Linked DNA regions of Mus musculus: region 2 is linked to region 1. The links are chromatin loops, found by intact Hi-C in ENCODE. Cell type or tissue: left cerebral cortex. All regions are shown on one strand.

Region 1 (4,000 bases):
AAACTGACCCTAGGGCCTGGAGAGATGGCTCAGTGGTTAAGAGCATGAACTGCTCTTCCAGAGGTGTTGAGTTCAATTCCCAGCAACCACATGGTGGCTCACAACCATCTGTAATGAGATCTGGTGCCCTCTTCTGGTGTGTGTCAGAAGACAGCTACAATGGTATAAAAATAAATAAATCTTAAAAAAAATATTTCACTTTTGATGCATGTTCCAAGTAGTTGAGATGCTGAGGCAGGAGGATCACTGTAAGTTCAAGGCTGGCCTAAGCTATACTGCAAGACCCTGTCTCGGTCACATGAATGTTCAAGACTTGTATGATGAAATATTCGCCATTCAGTAATCACAGTTAGATGAATCACCATCCTCTATGAGCTGTGTAAAACAAAGCAAAGATTTTTTTGGATATTATTTTTCTTCCTCTAACTAAACTTTTAAACTACTGTCCATAGGAATGTGTATGGGAAATTTTATTGGTTATCTTAGAAAATAGTTATGCTGTAATATTAATTTGCTACTTGATATCGGCCTTGAAGTTGGACTTGAATACTGTGAAATTAAAAAATAAAATGGGAACTGCAGGGAAAAAAAAAAAAACCCTGACTTTAAGCTAAGTGTCCGTCTCAAGTCAGTGTTCAATGAGTGCTGAAGCAACATTTACCCTCACATCCCTGAATCCATTTGTTATTTGGTCACATTTTCCTAGTTTTATGGATCCCTAAACTGTGCTGTGTGAAACCCCAAATTCTGGGTTGGTTTCTGTTATTATTTTTCCTGATTTTTTTAATGTTGTTGTGTTTTTTTAAAGATTTATTTATATGAGTATACTGTAGCTGTAGGTGTCTTCAGACACAGCAGAAGAGGGAATCGGATCCCATTCCAGATGGTTGTGAGCCACCATGTGGTCGCTGGGAATTGAACTCAGCACCTCTAGAAGAGCAGTCAGTGCTCTTAACCACTGAACCATCTCTCCAACCCCATGCTATTGTTTTTTAATATGTGTGTCTGTGTGTGGATGTGTGTTTGAGTGCAAGTACCCACAGAAGCCAGTTACAGGTACCTGTGAGCCAGGAGCTAGCTAGTGTGGGAGCTGGAAGCCATATTTGGATCTTCTGAAAAAGCAGGAAGTGCTCTTAAACCTCTGAGCCACCTCCGCATCCCAGATTCTGGGTTCTAAGTTGTTATCCAGGGTTTGTTTTCATTTTTGGTGGGTTTTGGTTTTAGTTTTTTGGGTTTTGTTTTTATTGTGTGTGTGTGTGTGTGTGTGTGTGAGCCCGCGCTAAGCTGTTCAGGCTGGCCTTGAACTCAATGTGTATTTCAGGCAGGTCTAAGTTGGAGGCCAGTTTGGTCTACAAAGAGAGTTAACAGCAAGGGCTACACAGAGAAACCCTGTCTTGGGAGGCAAAAAAATGTAAACATGACAAGGTACAATGACTGTCATAATAAGAACACATTAAAGGCTTGCTAATTCATTAAGAAAAGAATGACTTCCTTAACTATTGGAAGAGAAGTTATCAAAACCTTTCTTAGATCTGCTATCTTGAAAGCGTTTCCATGGAAACGACCATACATACAACATTCAGTCAAAAACATACCAAAGAAGATTTCAAGTCACTCTGTCCTAAATCATGGGCAGGAGATAAGCCTAGCTTGGTGAGGTACACTGAAATCACAGCATTTGGGAGGGAGAATCAGAAGGATCGCTACAAGTTCGAGGTTAGCCTGGTCTACATAGCTAGTTCTGAACCGGCCAGGGGCCCTAAGGCTACACATATGATGGCTCTAACACTAGCCATGTTTAAACACCATGCTTGCCCTATTTTCAAGGAAAATGCACTTAAGTTTAAAACTTTTTCTAGAAAGAAAAGTTGGGGAGGTTCCGATAGTCCCGCAACATTTTATTAGGACATGGCTGAAGTATATCCACTGTCCCATTAGCCAGGGACAACTTCCCCAGTGACTATCATTCTTCACCGTACGAGGGAAGGGGTGGGTTTCCTGGCTGGCACACACTCCTCGCATGAAAGCGCAGTGGGTTTATTAACTCTGCAAAAAGTGGGTGCTAAAAACGGAAGAGCGCAGGACCCGGCATCTGAACACTTCACGGGGACCGGCCACCTCCCGTCCGAGGCGCAGCTTTCCACCAGGAGCCGACCGGCTCGGGGTCAGCCCCGCGCTGGGGTCAAAGGTCAGCGCCTCGGCGTCCCCGAGGCCCCAGCGGGACCTCCGAGAGGCCGGACCCAGCCGGTAGCGGGCGATCGAAGGCAGCGAGGCGGACTCTGAGGTCCCAGGCCCGACCCTCCCACAGCAAGCGGCCCCAGCAACCGCAGCCCTCCCCTTGCTCTGTCACCCGTGTCGCCGCGGCACACTCAGGCCCCGCCCCCAGGGCCGCCTCTGCGTCCAGGCCTAGTAGGGCGGACCCGCAGAGGTCGGCCAGGTTCGAGGACCCGGCAGGGCCCGCGCCGCTTACCGAGCCCCCGGCTTCTCTAGCACCCTAGCAGCTCGCAGGCCTGCTCGCTCCCGACTCCGGCGACGCCGCCACTGCTCCGGAATCACGGGCGCGTTCCCGACCTCCCGACACTTTTCCCCCAGGCCGCCGCTCCCCGCCGGGTCCTAAAACCCTCCGCTCTTCAGGTTCTTTCACGCCCTCTTCCTGAAGCGGGTTCAGACCACGATTCCCAGCAAGCATCGCAAAAACTACAACTCCCAACAGACACCGCGAGAGAACTAGCCCTTCACCTGAAGTCACTGGCTTTAAATCGGCTCTAGTAGAGGTTTGTTGTTGTTGCTGTTTTCGTTATTTTAAATTCTGACCAGCCTACAACCCAATCTTATGGAGGTATTTTCTCATTTGGGGTCCCCTTCTCTCGGATGATTATTCCTGTATCAAGCTGACAAAAAATTATCCAGCACAGGTGAGAGCGAGGAGCTGCAGTCTAGAAGAATATACATAGCCATGCACGATGTGTCACGTCTGTTAATCCCAACCCTTGGGAACCAGAGATAGGAGGATGAGAGGTTCAAGATTAGCTCCATCTTTATAGCAAATTCAAGGGCAGCCTGTGCAACAAGAAACCTTGTCTTTTTTTTTTTTTTTTTTTTTAGGTTTTCCGAGAAAAAGTCTGTGTAGCCCTGGCTGTCCTGAAACTTGCTCTGTAGACCAAGCTGGCCTCAAACTCAGAGATCCACCGGAGAGAGACAGAGAGATACAGTCACAGAGACACACTGGAGATATGGCTTAGCAATTAAGAACACTGGCTATTTTCACAGAGGTCCCAGGTTCAATTCCCAGCACTCAGAACTGTCTGTTACTCCCATATTCCTGTAACTCCCATCTTTCTCTGGCCTCTATGGGCACCAGGCACACACAAAGTACACATAGATAAAGGCAGAGCATCCATACACATTAAAAAAAAAAAAACAAGGGGAGAGAAAGAGAAGGAAATGGAAGAGAGGGAGAAAGGGGAGGGAGGAAGGAGCCATGCCTTGAATAATCGGGGTAAATGATTTGTATTTAGTCATTAGGTGCAGTTTCCAAAGGCTCTAACTCTTGGTCAAGAGATGCAAGGGTAGCCAGGCAGCAATGCTGCATGACTTTAATCCCAGCACCCTGAAGGCAGAAGTAGGCAGATCTCTGGGAGTTCTAGACCAACCTGATCTACAGGGCAAGTCCCAGGGCAGCCAGGATTATGCAGAGAAACCTTGTCTTAAAAGCAAACAAACAAAAAGATGGGAAGAGACCTATAGCAACAAAAGGCCCCTGGAGAAAAAACTGTTTTAGGCAGGAAGATGATATTAAGGGCACATTAGGATCAAAATGCCTGATAGATGTCCAGACAGAAATATCTAGCAGACTGCTAGATGCCGTTTATTGGTACTCAGCCCAGCTATTAGACTGTAGCTAAATTATACCTTAGAGCCATTGGCTTGGAAGTAACGGCTCAAGCCAAGAAAAAGAGGATGGCTTAGGAATGGGAAGAAGATGAGCCGAAGGCAAGGC
Region 2 (4,000 bases), 58 kb after region 1:
TCTGTGAGTGTGAGAGAGAGAGACAGAGAGAGACAGACAGAGAGACAGAGAGAGAGAGAGAGAGAGAACAGTCAATTTGAAGAAGTCAGTTCTTTTCTTTCTTTTTACCTTGTAGGTTGCAGAGAAAGAATTCAGGCCCTTGGGTTCTTCTATGGGTTAAGCTATCTGATGGGCTCATGGTCTTGAATATACTCACAATCCTCTTGCCACCTCCACCCCCATGCAGTGTTCCAGTCATGTGCCACCAGACCTAGCTTGCTATGTATTTTGATATGTGTGTGCTTTTTATTTGTTTGGAGGCCAGAAGTAGATGTTGAATCTCTTTTAGTAGTTCTACCTTACTATTTTTTTTGTAGGTATAAATGTTTTACCTTTATGAAGTGCTTGTGAAGGACTGAAGAGGGTGGCAGATGCCCTGAAACTGGAGCTAGGGATGGTTGGGTGCAGCTAGTGTTCTCAACTGCTGAGCCATCTCTCCAGCCCCCAGTTTTGGACTATTTCAAATAATTTGGGTTCTTTTTTTTTTTTTTTCCAGGGCTGGAGATATGGCTCAGCAGTTAAGAGCTCTGACTGCTCTTCCAGAGGTTTTGAGTTCAACTCCCAGCAACCACATAGTGGCTCACAACCATCTGTAATGGGATCCAATGCCCTCTTCTGGTGTGTCTGAAGACAGTGGCAGTATATTCACATACATAAAATAAATAAATCTTAAAAAAATTTTTTTTGACCTATAGGTTTATTGACTTTGTGTTTATGGGTTTGCAAGGGTGGGTGCACACGTGTGGATGCCCAAAGGCATCTTTAGAGAGTCAGTTTTCAACCCTTGCACCACATCTTTTTTTTTTTTTATAAGATTTATTATTTATTTGTTATATGTAAGTACACTGTAGCTGTCTTCAGACACCTCGGAAGAGGGCATCAGATATTATAGATGGTTGTGAGCCACCATGTGTTTCCTGGGATTTGAACTCAGGACCTTTGGAAGAGCAGTCAGTGTTCTTAACTGCTGAGCCATCTCTCCAGCCCCGCACCACATCTTCTAATGGACTTTGGGAATGTAATTCAGGCTTGGTGGCAAAGTTCCTTTAGCTGCTGAGCTATCTCATTGGCAATCAAATGTATCAAATATATGTGTATGCCATGCATACGTAAATAACCCTCCCCCCACCCCCAAAGAAAATCTGATCTAAAGATCACCTGGAGCTGGAGTTATTGGTGTTCGTGAGCTACCTGACAAGGGATGCTAGATACTCTGAGAGAACAAGTAATCGCAATTACTGAGCATTCTCTCTAACCCCCTCCAATAATCTAAGGTTTCGTAATAATAAGTGTTGCTTTAAAAAACTGAAAATATGACGAATGAATGAACATTAGAAATAGGAATGAAGTGTAAAAATACAGAAAAGGATCGTGGTTGGCTGGGATAATCAGAAAAGCTTTCCTACATTAAATATGACTTGAAGGCTATTTTGAGGTTAGAAGTTCCATGCAGAGAAACAAAGGGAAGGAGAACACTTTTTGTTTGGTTGTTTGGCTTGGTTTGTTTTTCAAGACAGGGTTTCTCTGTGTAGCTCTGGCTGTCCTGGAACTCTCTCTGCAGACCAGGCTGTCCTGGAACTCAGAGATCTGCCGCCTCTGCCTCCCAAGTGCTGGGATTAAAGGAGTGCGCCGCCACTGTTCGGTGAAGAACACTTGAAGGATGGCAAGGAATTCTGGAGTAAAGAAGTTTGATAGAGAGAAACCAACCTAGTTTTCTGAGTAACTGTAGCGAAAGAATGGAAGATGCGGTATTTTTATAGAAACATTTGCACTAGTGCTGCAGTATGAGATTAGCTGAGGGTTAGTGTCTAGACTGGGAGTATCCACTTGGGGGTGCTGCTTGAAAACAGCGGTCGACTTGAAGTAAGGTGGAAGGAAAGTACAGGAGGAAGAACATCAAACAAAGAGGTCTAACATCTGGGCAATTTAACAAAAAATAAAGTGATATTTTCCTTACTACTGCGTACTCAGCAGCTTGGTCAAAAGTGAGCCCTACAATACGCATACAGCACTACCCGCTAATCTTCCTTCATAGACTACAATTCCCAGAAATCCTCGAGGGAGGTCAGGGCCTTTATCTTTTTCCAGGTTGCAAAGTGGTTCGCTGCATGGTCTTCTGGGATTCGTAGTCTTGCAGTGTCCTTCGGGAGATGTAGTTCCTTTCCCACAATCGGCTGGGCGAGGCGGCGCCGGCGATCAGAGCAGCGCTGGGTGTTCAGGGGCCAAGATGGCGGCGCGCCGGGGACGGAGAGACCGAGTCGCGCCGCCTCCGACTGGGGGCCCGGGTCCTGACCCTGGCGGTGGAGTGCGTGGCGGCAGTTGGGCGAGTCGAAGCCAAGCGCCGTATGGGACCGGGGGCTCCGTGAGCGCCGCGGAGCAGGTGAGAGGGTGGCCGGCGGCCCGCGGCTGGCAGCAAAGCGGCGTGTGCCGGGCGGTGACACGTGGACGCCACAGGAAAGGGAGGAAGCACTTGCGTGCCGATGCTGCGGGAGTTGGGTAGGGCTGAAAAGACCGAAGTTGTCTGCGGAGGGTATGGCAGCAGAGCCAGGGACCCTGCGGCGATTCCTGGGCACGCCAGAGGGACAGTGTCGGGCGTCAGAAAGGTGGCCCTAGATGGGGCGTCAGGGACTCGGGATTGGAGTTGAAGGCTAAGACTTCTTCCTAAGGATGCCGGAGGAGCTTCACCAGCTTGGCGCCGTAGTTCCTTTTTCGGAGCACGTGGGGTGTGGGGGGGACGATTTCCCGGGAGAACTTGTCTGCCTCCCCCTCCCCCTAGGCGGCGCGGGCGCCCACGTGGGTAGGGCTCGCCGGCGGGGGCGGGGGGAGCTCGGGGCGCGGGTCCACGTGGGGGCGGGGAAGGGATGTCCACGTGGCTCCTGTCCCAGGCTGTCGGGCATCTAGTATCCGCGCCGGAGTTGCACTGCCGGGAACTGGGTGTGTCTCAGCCGCTCCCGCCATCTCTAAAGCCTGTGCTGGGACCTCTGGTCTGGAGGGAGGTAGGGACTGCTGGAGGCAACTTTGCTCAGAGCCTTAGGAGTTTTTTCTCTCTCGCCTGCGTCTACAACGCCTTCTGTCGGTAGATGGTGGACTTTCCAGATGTTCTCAAAGTCGGCTTCCTAGAAATGTCAGGGTGTGAGGCGAGGATTAGAGGATTTGAGACTAAAGGGCTGTGGAGAAAGGAGTTCGTGGAGGCTTCTGTCTGACCGTCTTGGAGTGAGTTGTGTGTCATAGACATTGGCGGTTTGGTTGCCTGCAGTCCTTCATATGTGTGGTTCAAGGGTCATGGGAGTGTCAACTAACCTGTGACTAGTTTAATTTTTCCCCTCATTTTGTTTCTAGCATCTTTTTTGGGGAGGAGATAGTTAAGGCGTGCTTGGGTGAATTCTCAGCTACAGCTTCGGGAATTGTGTCTGTGTGAGGCTTTTTGGAGTTTTTCATGGAGATAGGAAAAAGTGAGAGGTGGTTTGAGAACTATTGAATATATGTAGTTGAACATTTAATGGGTCAGGAAAAATGTTTTGTGCTGGGCTTCCGAAAATGCTCAAATCAGGTTTGCAGTGAAGTGAGCAGGAATTAGTTGTCTTTTTGACAGCAACCCCATACGAGGTTTGATTGCAGGCTTCCCAGTAATACTAGGTCCAGCAAAACAGCCTAGGGGGGAATGACTTTTGGGGCATGCTCTGGGATCAACCATCCTTTTTCCTCCAACTTTTTACAACATCTGTGGTCAGCACTGTTCATCATCTGGGAGAGACAGTAGGGGTCCAAGATCCAGCAACAGTAGAAGTTACATGGTCTGTCAACTCAGTATTTATCAGGGTGTCATATTTAAGTACTGATGTTGCTAAACCACACAGATGTGATCCTTGCAGTATCCTAAGTTTAACTCAGGAGAGACATAATAAATAGTGGTGGGTAAAGCTGAAGGAAAGTGCAGGTTAGTTTGGAGTATGTAGTCATC

The links. Hi-C counts contacts between places; a loop is a spot of excess contacts. Peaks named below come from ENCODE experiments on the same cell type or tissue, not always from the same donor. Only the 100,000 strongest peaks of a DNase experiment are listed, where the experiment ranks them.
Region 2: a loop joins it to region 1, with 7 times the contacts of the local background. A loop is called at or near these places in 8 of 42 quality-filtered maps.

The regions. Positions count from the first base shown.
Region 1 is chr19:45,995,946-45,999,945 of GRCm38, forward strand. Armh3 (armadillo-like helical domain containing 3) reads right to left here and starts at 2,543. Exons shown (of 26, transcript NM_198296.2): 1 at 2,471-2,543. 4930505N22Rik (RIKEN cDNA 4930505N22 gene) reads left to right here and starts at 2,192. Exons shown (of 2, transcript NR_152221.1): 1 at 2,192-2,774. In left cerebral cortex, CTCF peaks have their summits at 155 (motif pointing left) and 2,233; a DNase peak (open chromatin) is centred at 2,647; H3K4me3 peaks cover 1,609 bases; H3K27ac peaks cover 1,343 bases.
Region 2 is chr19:46,054,325-46,058,324 of GRCm38, forward strand. Pprc1 (peroxisome proliferative activated receptor, gamma, coactivator-related 1) reads left to right here and starts at 2,215. Exons shown (of 14, transcript NM_001081214.1): 1 at 2,215-2,419. The coding sequence starts at 2,267. In left cerebral cortex, CTCF peaks have their summits at 1,869 (motif pointing right), 2,068 and 3,103; DNase peaks (open chromatin) are centred at 2,163, 2,463 and 2,765; H3K4me3 peaks cover 1,872 bases; H3K27ac peaks cover 1,522 bases.